2 separate regions of the Homo sapiens genome follow, and region 1 is linked to region 2. A link is a loop called in an ENCODE intact Hi-C map of the cell type or tissue named here. Cell type or tissue: PC-9. All regions are shown on one strand. Links, peaks and the distances in the headings refer to the core of each region. The heading gives the core; the rest is flanking DNA. Region 1 has its middle 84 kb from the start of STT3B. Region 2 has its middle 110 kb from the start of MIR466.

Evidence for each region. Hi-C counts contacts between places; a loop is a spot of excess contacts. Peaks named below come from ENCODE experiments on the same cell type or tissue, not always from the same donor. Only the 100,000 strongest peaks of a DNase experiment are listed, where the experiment ranks them.
Region 1: a loop joins it to region 2, with 2.3 times the contacts of the local background. A loop is called at or near these places in 2 of 110 quality-filtered maps.

Annotation. Positions count from the first base shown.
Region 1 is chr3:31,446,684-31,451,088 of GRCh38, forward strand. No RefSeq gene overlaps it. Among named protein-coding and RNA genes, the nearest start is that of STT3B, 84 kb to the right of the region's middle. RefSeq lists a silencer at 1,986-2,164. In PC-9, for the core only: a CTCF peak has its summit at 2,020 (motif pointing left); no DNase peak of the experiment used is centred there.
Region 2 is chr3:31,272,894-31,277,298 of GRCh38, forward strand. No RefSeq gene overlaps it. Among named protein-coding and RNA genes, the nearest start is that of MIR466, 110 kb to the left of the region's middle. In PC-9, for the core only: no CTCF peak of the experiment used is centred there; DNase peaks (open chromatin) are centred at 2,258, 2,608 and 2,868; H3K4me3 peaks cover 992 bases; H3K27ac peaks cover 2,880 bases.

The DNA.
Region 1 (4,405 bases), core at 295-4,294, 170 kb after region 2:
AAATGTTGCATTTCAACACTGTACCTCCCCTTCTTGCCAGGAATTATAACATAGTAACATCTCTGAAATGGTGATATGTCTTATAATTGTCATCGTTTAATTGGCAGGTTTTTTCCTTTCATAATGGTAAATAAAATAATGGTAAATAAAATAAGACCTTAAAACTGACAGTGTCTTAGTTTTGATGAAATATGGCAATCCACACTCACCCAGCTAAAGAAAGCATGGAATAAATTTCAAATTAAAATGCAGATATGTGAAAGGCAAAAAGAAAAAATTGAATTTCCTGTCTAATGTAGCCCCTTTTGGACCCTATCAGGAGCAAACAGCAATAACCAAAGCTTGGAGTGCTATATGCAGGTCACTACATATGCCTTCTCTCACCTATTGCAATTTTGAGAATATTGCCCACATTTAGGATAAGCTCTAAGAGACTATCTTAACAGTATAGGTGTTTTTTTGTTTTGTTTTGTTTTGTTTTTTAAGATGGCTGACTAGAGGCATTGTAAGCATGCCTCATCCACTTAGAATTACCAAAAAATATGTAGACAGTCTTTTTTTTTTTTGAGCTGGAGTCTCCCTCTGTCGCCAGGCTGGAGTGCAGTGGCACGATCTCAGCTTACTGCAACCTCCGCTTCCCGGGCTCAAGCGATTCTCCTTCCTCAGCCTCCTGAGTAGCTGGGATTACAGGCGCCTGCCACCACGCCCAGTTAATTTTTGTATTTTTAGTAGAGACGGGGTTTCACCATGTTGGCCAGGATGGTCTCGATCTCCTGACTTTGTGATCTGCCCATCTCTGCCTCCCAAAGTGCTGGGATTACAGGCAGGAGCCACTGTGCCCCGCCAACATTCACATTTTAAACACATTATCCAAGGTGGAATGTGGGAGTCTGACAGAAAAAAAAAATGATAGGAAACACTAAAATCTAGGAAGGAGAAGGAAAATGTGCAGCTTCTGTGGCTAGGATTGGCCCGGAACTGGTAGTGAATCCCTCAGTACAGGGGAAGGTGAGTGAGTGTCTTCCTACAATTTACCTTCTCACTTGGGAACTGTACTATCCAAGCCATAGGAGAAACACTTTGAGTCTTCTAAGCCCTGATTCTGACTTGGGAGCAGCCAGGAGACTGTAGGAAGGAACCCCAAGGAGGGAACACACTTTGGGTCTCACACTCTTTCTGGGACCTGAGGAGCTACAATAAAACACCATTCTTGATCCTTGCTTTTAACAGACTATGCTCAGTCCTGGAAACCAGTGGCACCAGTCCCGGGCATTGGGGAAACTCAGGCTGCTGCTTCCAGAGTGGGGCATGGGGCCTAGGTAGGGGTGTGGGGGAGGCTTTTGCAAACGGGACTGAGAAGCAAGTGTGCTGTGGGCTGCAGCTGCTGGTGCTACATGTGGACAACTCCTCCACTTGTCCTGAGTAAGACAAGAGTTGCTGCAGAAACTTGGACATGAGCTGGGAAGAGGGCCCCCATGGCCCAGCGCTGAGTTCCAGGCTAGGCATGAACTACCAGGTCTGACTGAACAGCCAGGATGGGGGAGGGATCCCCCAGCTGCAACAGCCAGGATGGGGGAGGGAGCCCCACAAGCACTGGGGCATGAAAAGGACATAAGTCCCCCAGCTGCTGGCCAAGGCTGTGGCTGCTGAGACTGCTGGGACTGGCCACCCCCACCACATGGTAAGACCTCACTGTAGTGGTGGTTGCCCCTCACCCAAGCATTTCTCCAGGGCCCAAGGATCAACCCACCTCACCCCCAACTCCTCATCACAGCTAGTCCATGCACTCATCATTGGGGGACCTGTGCACAAGTTTGCCTGGTCTGGCTCTGCTTGGCTTCACCCCACCCTCTGAGACAGAGTGCAGGATCCATGGTCCTGGGGGTTCCATAACCCAATCCACCACCTGGGGCACCTAAGCATTTATCCTGGGGGACAGAGGCTGGACACAAACAACATATCACTACCACCTCAAGTATCTGCAGGTGCTTGCTTCTACCTGCAAGCACCACCTAGTGGCCTGGAAGCCAGCCTGCATGGCCCAGAAGCCAGCCTGCATGGCCCATTGCAACTGCCAACACAAAAGCACAGCACTTGGGAATCAGAAGAGCATCTCACCACTACTGCTACCACCATTGCCCACATCATGTGGCTGCCCAGGAACCCAAGAGCCTACTCACCCAACCAGTCCACCACTACCACAACCAGCATTGAGAAAGGCACCCAGAGCCCAAAAATCAGCCTGCTTGGAACCACCAACACAAGTATCAGAATACACTGCCACAGAACACAAGGATAGACATGCTTAGCCCCACTGAAAGCTAAAGACAGACCAATCTGGCATTCCAGACCCTAGCACAAGTTCACCACAGCCTCCACCAATAACCGCACCCTAACACACCAAGGAAACCACAGATACCACTGATGCTATTTATAGCCAATGAAATTATAGTAGTCTTCCCTACTCCATGCACCCAAAAGCAAACCCAACCAACATCATAGTCACATATTCAGGAAAAAGCCCCCCCAGTGAAGGAAAATTCAAAAATAAAGAGAAGCAAATGCTGTAAAGACATAAGAAACATGAAAAAGCAATATGACATCCTCAAAGGAACACAATAATTCTCCAGCAATAGATCCTAACCAAAAAGCAATCCTCAAAATGCCAGATAAAGAATTCAAAATATTTATTTTTAAAAGTTCAATGATGCAAGAGAAATATGAAAAGCAATACAAAGAGCTCAAAACTCAATTCAGGAAATAAGTGAAAAATTTATCAAAGAGATAAATATCTTTTTGAAAAAAACAGACATTCTGGAACTGAAAAAGTCATCAAAGCAAGAACAAAATACAATCGAAAGTTTCAAAAATAGACTAGGCCAAGCAGAATAGAGAATTTCAGAACATGAAGACAAATATTTTGAAATAATCTAGTCAGGCAAAAAATAAAGAAAAAAGATTTTTTAAAAAATGAACAAAGCCTTTGAGATACTTGGGACTACAAAAAGCAACTGAATGTATTAATTGTTAGTATCCCTGAGGGTAAAGAGAAATTGAAAGGCTTAGAAAACCTACTTAACAAAGTAATAAATGAAAACTTCACAATTCTAGGAAGAGATTTAAATATCCAGATATAGGAGTCTCAATGATCCCCAGAAAATACAATGCAAAAAGTACTTCACCATGGCCTATTGCAATTCAGGCTGTCTAAAGTCAAAGTGACAGTACAAATTCTAAAGTCAGCAAGAGAAAAACATTTTATCATCTATAAAGGAAACCCTCTATCTGACTAAAAGCTAATTTCTCAGCAGAAACTTTACAGACCAGGAGAAAATGGGATGATATATTCAAAGCACTAAAAGAAAAACACTGTTAGCCAAGGATACTATGTCCAGAAAATTTATCTTTCATAAATAAAGGAAAAATAGTCTTTCCCAGACAAGCAAAAGCTGAGGAAGTTCATCACCTCTAGAGCAGCCCTCCAATAAATGCTTAAGAAAGTTCTATACTCAGAAGCAAAAGATTAATAGCTACCATCATGAAAACACTCAAAAATATAAAAGGCATTGATAGAGCAAGCAAACAAGGAAGAGGAAATTAGCAAATGTTACCACTGTAGAATACCAACAAACTACAATAGTAAACAATAACAGAGAAATAAAGGGAAAAAATAATATATATAATTACCAGAAATCAAGTAACAAAATAACAGGAATAAGCCCTGATATATCAGTAATAGCCCTGAATGTAAACAAATTAAACTTTCCACTTAAAAAAAAATATAGACTTGCTCAATGGATTTTTTAAAATGACTCAAGTATAGGCTGCCTACAAGAAACTCATCTCATCTGTAAAAACATGTACAGACTGAAAGTAAAGGCATGGAAAAAGAAGCTACATGCAAACAGAAACCAAAATTAGGCAGAGTAGTTATATCAGATAAAACAGACTTTAAATCAAAAACAGTAAAAAGAGACAAAGAATCTCATTATATATTGATAAAAGGATCTATTCAGTAAGAAGATATAAAAATTCTAAACATATGTACCCAAAACTGAAGCACCCATATATATAAAGCAAATATTATTAGATTTAAAAGAAAAGACAGGCTCCAATACAACAATAGATAGGAATTTCAACACCCCATTCTCAGCATGAGACAGTTCATCTAGACAGAAAATTAACAGAGAAATATTGAATTTAAACTGCACATTAGACCAGAAGGACCTAAAAATCATTTACAGAACATTTCATCCAGTGGCTGCATAATACACATTTTTCTCATCAGCACATGAAACATTATCCAGGTTAGACCATATGTTAGAACACAAAACAAGTCTCAACAAATTTCAAAAAATTGAAATCAGACCACAATGAAATAAAGCTAGATATCAATAGCAAAGCG
Region 2 (4,405 bases), core at 213-4,212:
AGTGTGTGTTATTGTTATAATTAGGTGGAATTCATAAGCACTTTTTAAAATCTCACAATGAGATAACTTCCAGAATACCTAAAATCAAAAAGATCTACAATGCCTAAGGGTGGTGAGAATGTGGAGCAATCAGAATTCCCATAGATCCTGGTGGAAAGGTGAATTGAAGCTGAACATATGCACCCGTACAAGCTAGCAATTCCACTCCTAGATCTAACATAAACCTGACAGAATATACTTGTACGTCCCAAAAAATAAGAATAGTCATAGCAACATTTTTCATAATAGCCCGAAATTGGAAATGTCCATCAATAGTAGAATCAATCAATAAATTGTGGTGTATTCACGCAGTGGAATATTACACAACAATGTGATTGAATAGATTCCTACTCCATTCAACAGCAGGGATAAACCACATTAACCAAGAATTGAGTAGAAGAAGTCAGACATGAAGGAGCACATCCAGTATGCATCCATTTATGTGCATTTCAAAAACAGGCAAAACTCACCAACAGGATTGGTAGTCAGGAAAACGGTTACCCCTGGGGCAGAGACAATGGGTTGGTGATTAGGAAGGGACATAAGAGGGGCCTCTGGAGTTCTGCAATATCCTATTTATTAAGCTGGGTAGGAGTTACTGGGTAGTTTCTGCATATGTTTAATGTTTAAAAAAGATTAAACAGGAAGGGAGAATTTTTAAATAAGCAATTAAATTCTGATGCTCCCTGAGATATAAACTCCGACCCATATAATCAACTGTCTATCTTCTCCTAAAGTCTCCAGAAAGATTCTCTTATTTCTTAATGGTAGTAGCCAGCCTTAACTGAGCACTGTGTCAGGCATGCCTCTAAGTGGATAACAAGTATTAATTTCTTTAATCCTTATGACATTTTAGGAATAGACTAACCATTCTTTGTGTGCTGGGTTTAGTACCAATTTATGCCTATGATCCCAGCAAAACTTACGGCACCCAGTGCTCCTTTTACTCTCAAAAGTGCCTGAGTTTGAAGCATATTCACCCTGCCTATGAGGTGGGAACCATTATTATTATCACTTTTTAAGTGAATGATGCACAGAGAGTTTAGGTAATTTGTCCAAGGTCTTGAAGCCAGTAAGTAGTAATGTGAGAATTTGAACCTAGAGTCTATCTCATCACCACTAGGCTATTCTGCCTTTCTGGTCCAATTCTCACTATTCTTAAGATTCAGAAAAATTCTTAATGTCTATTTTTCTGCTGCTGCCACTTTAACTCATTTTCTATTGTCCCACAATTCCTGACAATAGGAGAGCTGCTCATCTATCACAGTAAGGCCATATCTGACCCTCCTCCCTTACGATGGCCTCTTTGCGTGTTCAGGATGTGAGCAGAACCCATCCTCTCCCTTCTCTTTTTAAAATGGTAAATACACTCCTTTTCACATTGACATTTGTCCTCACTCCATGTGTTCTCCAAAGCTTTAGTTGTGTCTGTGGATCTGTTTCCCATTTTGCATTCATTCCTTCATTACATCATTCAGTGAGCCCCTGCTAGTTGCCAGGCACTGCTGGCCTAGCTGGCAATAAAGTATAGAAAACAAGACAAGTACAGCCCATGTTCTCAGGAGCATCCAGTCCCAGAGGAAAAGGGACGCTAAGGAAATGATGGCATGAGCAATGATTATTAACATTATGATAAGGATTGTAAAGAATGTAACAGGGGACTTGATGGAGTCTGAGTTAACTTCTAAAGGATGATTATCAGCATTGCACTGGTGAAGGGGTAGGGAAGGGTGTTCCGGGCAGAAGGAACAGTGTATGTAGAAACTCTGAGGATGAAAGGAGCTTTGGAGAGTGGTGCTATGCAAGGCCGATAAAAAAGACAGGGGAGCTAGCTAGATCTTAACAGGGCCTGTCACCCAAATAAGGAGTTCAGTTATTATTCTAAGTGCAATGGAAAGTATTTGACTCATTTAGCAGGGGAATGGCATAATTCTATCTCCATGCAATGCTTCAATTCCTGGCTTTCAAATTGCTGAATACTCTAAGCTAAGTGAAGAAGGAAGCCACCTCCATTCATTCATATATCCCAAGAGTATAGAACATTTTTAGAATACTTTAAGAACATTTTCACAAAAGAGCAGCCTACCCCAAATGCCCTTAGTTACCAAAAACTTCATTATCTTTTTCAATAACATATTGCCAACTAGTATACAGTGACTAAATTTATCAAAAGTTCTGGATCACAGCCACCAGTTGCATAATTCCACTTTTCACCTTGTAGCCTGTTGTACTGAAAAAGAGCACTATTTACATAAACAACAAGAATGGTGCCGTCTGTCGTTGAGCAATGCAGTGGCCCTGCATATAGGTTCAGCCTCTGTCTACTAAGATTTGTATATTTATTTTTATATTTGTATGTTGCTACTTTTGTTGATTTATGAATCTGTGCTCTTAACTTATTCTAAAAATGATTTAAGGAGGCTTACAAAGACAGAGCAAATAGAACAAGATAACAGAAAGAAAACAAAAATTCAAGGGAAGAGGGAAATAAAAGGGAAAACAAGGGTAGGGCCTTACAAATGATTCAGGAATGAGGTTATTACGTAAATGCATTCCTGGTGTTTTGTACACTTGGCTTTAACTTTTCCAGCAGTCAATATTGCTGGGATTTGAGGGGACTAATTAATCAGATCCCTCCTCAGAAGGTTCAGAACCAATTGAGTAATAGAGCCAAGAAGAAAATTAAAATGCTCTTTATGTTCTAGCACTGGAAAAACTGGATTGGAGAACTGGACTTGGATCTAAGACATAAAATATCTTTCCTCCATGAAGTGCATTGATTTACCCCCAGCCACAGGCAGAACGTGTAGACTGCACTCTCCAAAAAGCAGATCTGCTGGTCAGTCCACACATCACCTGTGGGAGACAAAATCGAGAATACTAACATCCTTGCCCTGAGGGTTAGTAGTCCCAAGGTAGGACACACTGACAGACAGTGGCTATTGTTCCAACATCATCATCCGTTAGGTTATACCCCACTTCAGGAAGTTGCTTATAAAAGGCAGAAAGAAGGGTAGAAACACAGGTACAGTCACACCTTTCTAAACTGTTCAAGTACACAGCTCTTTGCTCGTCTAACCTAAGCAAGCATATATTTTGCAGTGCTTCTCAAATGTTTATGTGCATACAAATCACCTGAAGATCTCATTGAAATGCAGATTCCAATCCATACACCTAGGGAGGGGGTTGTGTTCTATATTTCAAAGACCTTGCAGGTGATGCTGAGGCTGCTGGCTGACAGATCACACTTGAGGAGAAATAAAAGCTAGAGCATCTGGAATAGAGGTCCCAAACTAGGGATCACATCCAACTCTTGACTTCAGGGGGTCTGCGTGCTTAGACGACAAAAACGAACACCTCTATTCTTTACCACCTCTAACTGAATTGCTTATTTCTTTCAATTATGAAGTAGGAACGGACCACAGTAGTATGTGCAGTAACTGTGACTTTATCACCAATCAAAATCTCATACCTTTTCCTATCACTTTACAGTTGTTGCAGATATCACCAAATATTACTTTATGACATGTTTATAATAATCTCTAAACACCATGACTCCTGGGGAATTACAGTAGTGATTAGACCCACTGCCAGCTCTTGTTATTTAATCTGTTAATAAAGAGATTTGTACCTTACTATTTTACAAATTAATGTGTTAATAAAGAGGTGTGTACTATTACTATTTCACAAATTTGATATCTTAAATATTTTGATAGCTGTATTTTACTATAATTGAGTTTTTTTGTAATCCTATGTGTTTTAGTTTTTATGCATTTAAAAGTATTATTCTTGGAAAGAGTTCTTAGGTATCACAAGAATTCCAGGAGGGCATGGCACAGAAAAGGTTAAAAACACTTGATGTAGAAGAAAGGGCTACCAGAAGTAGCCACTCTCCCATGGTAGTGACGGTACGCTCGGTGACTGCATGCTGGAGCCAGACTGCCTGGGTCTGAATTCTCCTTCCTACTTAGGTGTGAGACCGTGGACAAATGCTTACTCTCCCTAGACCTTAACATCGTGTAATACAAAGGAGTGGTTAAAGGATTTAATCAGTTACTGTTTTTAAGATGCACAGAGTAGTGCCTGGGTCAGAGTGAATACATTATAGTAGAAAATGTGAGTACTACATTCAGAAACTCAAACCACCATCTATTCAATGCCCATCTGGGAAACTGAGATAAATATTGCAAAATCCCTGTTCTCATCAAGTCCGTGGATTCAATGGGAGATATAGCAAGCAAGTAAACTGAAATGATGAACTAAGTCTCAGAAGGTAGGTAGGCACTGTGGGAATCCAGAGGAAGAAACTCCTGGCTGAGTAGGAAAAGGGAAAAAAGCTTTGCAAAATGCTCATCAAACACCTCCC